Regions from separate parts of the Mus musculus genome. Here regions 1 and 3 are each linked to region 2. Evidence: chromatin loops called from intact Hi-C (ENCODE). Cell type or tissue: heart. All regions are shown on one strand.

Region 1 (2,500 bases), 160 kb after region 2:
GGACCTGGTGATACTCTTAGGGCGCTAGGCCCGGGGTGCTGGAGCCAGGAGTGACCATTTACTACCCTCAAGTCACTCCCAGAGGTGCAGGCATGCCTGAGACCCACTTCATGGATGGGAACATTGTGGCTTTGAGAGCTTGTGGTTGTTTAGGGACCCAGAGCTGAGAAACATGACCTGGGCTTAAATCCAGGCCTCTGTGGCCAGTGTCCTAAACTGGATTCTACCTCCAGAGAGAAGTCATGATGGGATCCTGGCCCTGTCCTGGCTGGCCGGCTTCTCTTTATCTACGGCCAAGCATGAGTTCGGGGCAGAGTGTTGAGGCACAAGGGGAAATTCTATAAACCGTAGAGTCTATCAGACCTCTCCAAAATCTACTGTATGACCAGGGGCCTCCTGGAAGACCCATACAGCCTTTTAGAACGATCCATAAAAGGACTCCAGGGGTGCATATCGCTGGCCTTTCCCATGGCAGGTGACTTAGAAGGGTCCAGTGTGCCTAGCATGGCCTACCCATGCAAAACTGAGCTGGGGCAGCTTCTAGGCCCCTTTCTGTTCATTTTGTGAGGTGATTGCTTTTCTGGGGTCACTGGCTTGTGTAAGCCCCTCCACTCTCAGTGAAGCTCTGCCCCGCTATTTGTTTGTCTTTGCCCCTCTCCTGGCCTCCGGGCGCCACCGACAGGATTTGTCTCCATTCCATGCCGCAACCTCTCCAGGCCAAAGCCATCTTCTCTCCCGTGGCTGTGCATCCGAGGACGCCTCGGCCCTGTGCAGCAGCGGGGCTTCGTCCTGGCCGGCCCTTAGCTGGGGACAGAGGCCGTTTTGTCCTTGCTTTGGAGAAGGGATGGAGGCTTCATCCTCAGTGGCTGCCTGCTCGCGCCTGGCTGGAGGAGAGATGAGAGCAGGCTGCAGGGCTGCAGGCAGCGGCTTTCAGAACAAACAGAATTTTTTTTTGCAACTAGAGGGGGAAGCACAGAGCTAAAAATAAAACGAAAAGATCAGTATCTGTCAGTCTGACAGCTGATTGGCTGCTCGGAGATGCATATAATTACCAGCAACTGGCGCTGGGTAGGCAAAGCCCGGAGAAACTGCTGAGATGAGGTTAGGATTTAACCTTTAAATTCTGGAGCCACCGGAAAGCTAGGGGAGACAACCGGCGTCGGTGCTAATGAGGCTGGGGGCGGGGGCCGGGGGCACCGAGTCGGGGTCAGGTCCCCGGGCTCCCCCGAAGGCCCGGGGAACCCTCAGCCCGCGCCTCCGCCATCAGACTGGGAGTGCCTCTGATTGGGCGGCTCGGGGGCGGTGGGCCTTCTCTCCGCCCAGCTGGGGGTGGTGTCTTCCGGGAAGTTGAGGGGTCGCACCTGGGAGGGAGGGGGAACTATCCGGTGCTCTAGGGGTTCCAGGCCTCTCCTCGACTGACCCTGTCCTCACCCACATTCCTCCATCTCTCTGCCTAGTACTAATAGGATTTGGCTTTGGTTTTGCTGCCCACCCCTTCAGCTCCTCCATCCCAACTCCTACCCCTGGTCCCTAGTCCCTTCCTTCCAGATCTGGACAGGCCTCACGCAGGCTGGTCCTAGGTTTCTCTAGAGATAGACCAAAGCTGCAGGACTAGAGGGGTGCTGCTGTCCTCCCTGAACCTCAGTTTCTTCATATGTAAAATGGGGGTGGTGATGGTAGAACCTGTTCTATGTCTTCACAGGTGACAGGGATTTTGCAAGCAGTGGTTCCCCTTGATTATCCAACCCAAGGTCTCCCCATGAGTGAGCTCATGTAAGGGTCTGCCCTGACCCACAGTGAGCTCCTGGGTGCCTCCAGCAGTTTCTGCTACCCTCTGTCTCCCCTGCCCCTCCTCTGAGCATCTTCTCTGGAAAGTATCTCCTGCCCCAGCCCTCCTGCTGCAGCCTCTGGGTTCCTGACTCACAATCAGACTGTATGCCCAAGGAGGACAGGAACCACAAAAGCCCATAGCCCTTACAAGGAAATATCAAATTCCTTGCTCTGTGGTTTAAGAAGCCAGACAGAGGCAGGGATCTCGGGCAGCTATAGGCCTGAAACACGCAGATGTCTCATCTGATAGGCAGCCAGCCATCCTCAGCCCTGTGGGGCTGGGGCTTCTTATACAACACCCAGGAGATGCCACCCTTGGGCTGGGAAGATGCAAAGTGCCTGGGGGGCGGGGCGGGGGGAGGAAGGAGTAGCTCACACTGGAACTGGCTCCTGACTGTGATCACCCCACAAAGATCTCTGCAGTCCCTACAACACCCCTAGCAAGTGTTGTTGTTATTGGCAATCTATGATGGGGAAACTGAGGCAAGGAACTGAGCAAGGCTTGAGAGTGCTCAGACCGGAGCCACCCAGGCCTCCTCTCCCAGGCCGTGGGATGAAGATGGAAGGGAGTCTGAGAGATAGAGAAGGTGCTGGAATAGCTAACCTGAGACCTTCCAAGCCCAGTGAGCCAGGGGGGTCTTGGTTGAACAGCTTCTCCGTGACTTCCAGT
Region 2 (2,500 bases):
CCCCCCCCCCCGCTGCTGCACTCTGGTGATACGTGGCCTTGGTGTCTCAGAAGATAGACTTTAGTTAGAAGTCAGAACTTGGAAGAAAGCTAGCAGTAGCTAAGCAAGTTGCAGCAGCCTGGGGTCAGTGTTTGCAGTGCTCCTACCACCCAAGCAAGCTGCAGAGCACCCCCCGCCCTCTGCCAGGCAGGCCCGGCACGCTCGGGAACGCTGCTCTCCCGGCCTCTCTCCATTACTGTTGCAGACATGGGTTTTATTTGTGTTTGGCGTGCATGTTTGGGTAGTCTCCTTTACTTGACCTTATGTCGGTCAGGTTCACTGCTGTCACTGGAGACGGATCCTTTTCTTTGTTGTGTAGTATTGTGTTGCAGAACTCTGTGTGGTGTATTTATTTTGGGACATTGTCGTTGAGTTTTTATGTTCTGACTGGGATAACTAATGCTGTTTGGAACCTTCCCGTGCATGTCATGGCAGACTCTAGCCTGCATGCTTACTGCTCTGGGAGTGGACCCAGCAACTATGGGGATAATAGGCTGGACATCCCATAATCTCTGTAGACCTTGGGGCGCATTGATGCCTTATCTTGCTCCCAAGTCACCCTAGGAGTTCCCTCCCCTTTTCTAGCTTCTCAGAACTGGGAAGCAGGCGAGCCTCGATGCCTGGACCCCAGGCAGATGCTTCCCAGTGGCTGCCTGCTCACCCAGGTGCTGCCTAATCTGCTGCCACCACTGTGTGTCTCTTATGTTATCAGGAAGCAGAAAACTTGGTGGCCACAGTGGTCCCCACCCACCTGGCTGCTGCTGTGCCTGAAGTGGCAGTTTACCTGAAGGAGGCTGTGGGGAACTCCACACGAATTGACTATGGCACAGGTATCTGCTGCTGAGGGCTCTGGGTGATGGGGACCTTGCTGCTTTCTTCATGTTGCCTGAGCTGCTTTCTCTATGCTCCACACAGTCTTGGGGGGTCTCTGAGAAAGCAACAGTTTGTCAGGCCCCTGAGAAGTAGGGAGGGGTGTGTGTGTGTGTGTGTGTGTGTGTGTGTGTGTGTGTGTGTGTGTGTATGTGTAGGGTGTATGGGTGTATGGGTGTGGGAATGTATGGGTTTCAGCAGTGTTGTTGGGAGGGATAGTGACTGCTGGCTCTATCTTATGCCACCAGGTGGTGCTATTGCCACAGGCACGACACTGCTGAGAGTTGGTTTCTGTTCTTGGTGAAGCTGGCTTCTATTTAGATGCCTCATCACTCTAGAGATAGTTTATTGAGCACTTACTAAGGGCAGATGCCTAGAGAAGAAAAACCTTTGATAGCCCACTCTCTCCTCACCTCTCTTGTCTCTCAGCCATTTTCTTTGTGCTGATGATCTTTGGCTCTGTCATCCATTTTGGCTAAGCTGTTGCAGGGACTTTAAAGAGACGTGGTCTCTAGGTTGAGATAGCCTCCATAGTCCAGGAGACCCATTGTGATAAGGGCTTCCTTTCCTCTTTTCACTAAAGTAGGCATTTGAGAGATGTGCTGTCTCCCGCTTGGTTGGGAAGGAGAGCTAGAGGGCGCACGAGTGTCAGCAAGCCCTGGGGAAGGCGTGCCTGGAGGCAGAGCCTTGGAGAACTTTGTCCTCTGTTCCTCTTGCTGCTGACAACAGTTCTGAGACTCTGGGATATGGGGAGCTTTGATTAATGCCCAACTAGGAAAAGAGTTCTGGGGCATGGGGTAGCCTGGCTGTCATTTGGAAATTTATTTATTTATTTATTTTAGCTTAGTTTCATTTGTTTATTTGTTTATTTATTTATTATAAGTGAGGGCCTCTTTAGGGGTGGTTGTGAGCCACCATGTGGTTGCTGGGATTTGAACTCAGGGCCTCTGGAAGAACAGTCAGTGCTCTTAACCGCTGAGCCATCTCTCCAGAACCCCATTCGGAAATTTATAGGTGACCATAATTGAGCGTGTGTGCATCCATATCTGGCAGCTGTCTGGTCTGCAGAGGTCGCTTGAAACACCTGGCTGCACCTCCCTCCAGTTGTCTTACTACATAAGGAACAGGATCTAGGGTCTAGCCAGTGCTCTGTGCAGAGCTGACTGCTGCTGGGTATGACTAGGAGAGGAGGGTCCTCCTCCCTCGTGATCCCTCATCAGGGCTCACGCAAGCTCTTAGCATGGCTGTTCACATCCATCTGGTCAGAGCCGCCTTCTGTGCCCTCTGCTGGAGGCACACTGACTACTTACTGTGGCCTTTGTGTGCTGTTGCTTCTGGCTAAAATGATTTCCTACTCTCCTTTGTGCTGGCCACCTCCCGTTCCTCTTTTATTTTAAACATTATTTCCTTAGGAGAAAACCTTGAACTCTGAAATTAGGGTCCCCCTAGGATGTGCCTCAGTTACCCACTTGTCTCCCAAATAGCTAAACTCAAAGTAGTAACTATATATTTAATATTTAATGTCTGTGGTCTCTGACTAATCATGAGCTCTTTGAGGCAAGGACTCATTTGTTACTGGGATCCAGCATGG
Region 3 (2,500 bases), 170 kb after region 2:
ACAGGGTAGGGGCCTGGGCCAGTCGCTCTCGCTCTCGAACTCAAGTTTCCTTCAAGACTCCAGGAGGCTGTGTGCCTCAGGGCTCTCGGCTCTCTCGGCACTTGCTAACATCTTCCTGTGTCTCCATGGTGCATCCTGGGACTCTAGGTGTATACAGATGTGCTGACCTCTCCCAGAGGACCAGCCAGTCTGGAGCCGGGTGGCTACCCTGGCTGCAGGAGAGTGTCCACCAGGATGCTGTGGAGTGTATCCCGTTGGTGGACCTTCGGTGTCTTCAGGTGACCCTCAGTGTATTGATCTGTTCCTGAATCCCCTGCCTCCCACCTCCACACACTAGGTTGCTGTTTTGTATTTATGCACACACATGGAAGGTAAGGCCAGCCTGGTCCTCAGGCCCTGTTTTTGAGACAGGATCTCTCCCTGGGACCTGAAGGTCCACAATTAGGCCCAACTGGTGGGCCTCTCATCTACCCCTAGAATTACAGTAGAATGCTACCAGGCTTGGGTCTCTGATGTTGGTGTTAGGGCTCCAGGTCCAACTCTGGTCTCCGGTGTAGCAAAGGCTTTGCTGGCAGAACCTTGCCCAGGCCCTGAGTTACTCTGTATTGAAGAAACTTGGCCATGTGGTTCCCAGCTCAAACCTCTGGCCTTCACTTCATAAGGTGAAAGGTGGGGGTGGGGAGTTAGAGGTGTACTCTCCACCTGGGGATCACCACAGAAGATGTCAATCTTATTCTGTCCTAAGCTCCCTAAAGTGATCACCTCTGGATACGCGGAAGCCCTCCGAACTTAGTGGGAACCACTTCCACCAGTTCAGGCAGAGCACTATAATTGGGGAAGTGCGGTGGGTCCCCGCACCCCCTCTACTACACCGCCCAGGGCCAGCTCTGGAAACTTTTGAGTGAGTTTCTGGCAGACAGATTGACGACTTGTTGATCCAGGTCAGTCACCTGACCGGGTCACCAGAGCCTGGGAAGGCCCCTGGCAGCTACGACTTCCCTCCCCGGGGCCATGGGCTCCAGCGGCTGGGAGCGAAGGGGTTAAGCGTTTCTGGCGGCCGCCTGCTGTCTGCGGTAGTTCCCCCCTTTCCCGGCTGCTGCTGCAGGGGTTGGTTGGAGAAGAATGTTTGTTATGCGGAGCCGGGAGGGAAGGAGGACCGGAGTAGGGGGGCAATACAGTGGGGGCCGGCAGGCCTTAAGGCCGGGCTCCCCCAGGTTGAGCAATAGCCCCAGGGTTCCAGTAACTTCGACCCCCCACACCCATCCCCCCCATCAGCTCTCCTCACTGCCTCCACCTCGGGCTTTTGAGGCTCCAAAGTTTAGGCTTCTAAGGGAGGCAGAGGCCACCCCAGCAGAATAGGCACAGCCCACCTAGGTGTTGCGGGGCCACAGCCGTGGGCAGGGCCTTGTTGGTTCTCTTGGCTCCGGGCTGCTACCCACGTCGGTGCGCAGAGGTCACCGTCCCCTGCCAGGATGCTCAGAGCCTCCACAGGATAATCTCTACACAGCCCAGGTTCTCAGGAGCAGGGAGGCTCCCGCTGGGCTAACCGTCCCAATTTCCTTCCCTTGAAGGTGTGGAGAATCGCCTAGCACCCTGTTCCTTGCCTCTGGGACAGTGAGGGGAAGCAAGGGAGGCCAGTCGGGCTAACTTAGGAAGTTTCTGGTTTTTTCTTTCCTCCCTTCCTCTGGTATTTCTTTCCAGCCAAGATCTTGTTAGGTACCAAATATTCACCCGCAGGCCAATGGGCCTCAGGCTCATTTCTTTCTCCTAGCCTCATGGCTCTTCTGGTGAGAGTCCTCCTACACTTCGGGGGAGGGGCCGCCCCTCTGTCAACAGCCCAACTCCATCTCCAGTACTTTGAGGCTCACTAGCCTTCGCACCTCCAGCCCAGCCTGAGTTTCCTTATCTGCACAGTGGACTCCAGGAGGTGGGTGCTGGCACTGCCAGAAATGCTAGACCACTTTCCTCTTCTGGCGAGTGGCGGGGGGGGGGGGGGGGGGGGCAGGGATAGGGGTGGATGGAGTTGGGGGATGTGTCTGCTCAGGTGCCCACATCCCTGCAGAAACGCACAGCTGACCTGTCTTTTGGGTCACAAGCCCTCTAGTGCTGAGGTGGAAGTTCCCTTGAGAGTCAAAGCCCTGTGTAGGTCCGGAGGTAGGAAAGAGAGACTTGACTCTGTCGACAAAAAAAGGATGTGTAGCTCAGCGGCCTCTCATACATTTCTCCTGCGGTCAGTTTTCATTTGGCCCTCACTCTATAGACAAGGGATCCTCCTGCCTCTGCCTTCCTAGTGCTGGGATTAAAGGCACAGGTACGAGCCACCAGACTCCAGTTGGGTGCAAGTGTTTTATACGTTTGGTCTACTCTAATCAAACATCACACTGTAGGGGAGGCGTATTACACTACTTGCTTAGAAAACAGAAAGGTTAATGACTCTCCTAAGGTCACACAGCTTGAAGAGACCCTCCAGAGACCCCAGTGCTTGGGTCGCCTTGGGCTT

What was found. Hi-C counts contacts between places; a loop is a spot of excess contacts. Peaks named below come from ENCODE experiments on the same cell type or tissue, not always from the same donor. Only the 100,000 strongest peaks of a DNase experiment are listed, where the experiment ranks them.
Region 1: it touches region 2 in a loop (3-fold over the local background); 5 of 42 quality-filtered maps call a loop at or near these places.
Region 3: a loop joins it to region 2, with 2.4 times the contacts of the local background. A loop is called at or near these places in 6 of 42 quality-filtered maps.

The regions. Positions count from the first base shown.
Region 1 is chr2:30,593,974-30,596,473 of GRCm38, forward strand. Cstad (CSA-conditional, T cell activation-dependent protein) reads left to right here and starts at 1,071. Exons shown (of 2, transcript NM_030137.2): 1 at 1,071-1,101. The coding sequence starts at 1,097. In heart, a CTCF peak has its summit at 948; DNase peaks (open chromatin) are centred at 138, 998 and 1,288; H3K4me3 peaks cover 1,789 bases; H3K27ac peaks cover 2,500 bases.
Region 2 is chr2:30,434,813-30,437,312 of GRCm38, forward strand. It overlaps Ptpa (protein phosphatase 2 protein activator), which reads left to right. Exons shown (of 10, transcript NM_138748.5): 5 at 752-869. Among named protein-coding and RNA genes, the nearest start is that of Ptpa, 20 kb to the left of the region's middle. In heart, CTCF peaks have their summits at 1,195 (motif pointing right) and 1,500; DNase peaks (open chromatin) are centred at 816, 1,149, 1,539 and 2,159; H3K27ac peaks cover 498 bases.
Region 3 is chr2:30,604,056-30,606,555 of GRCm38, forward strand. The region is part of intron 1 of Cstad (CSA-conditional, T cell activation-dependent protein); the gene reads left to right. Among named protein-coding and RNA genes, the nearest start is that of Cstad, 10 kb to the left of the region's middle. In heart, no CTCF peak of the experiment used is centred here; DNase peaks (open chromatin) are centred at 1,046, 1,526 and 1,846; H3K4me3 peaks cover 984 bases; H3K27ac peaks cover 2,500 bases.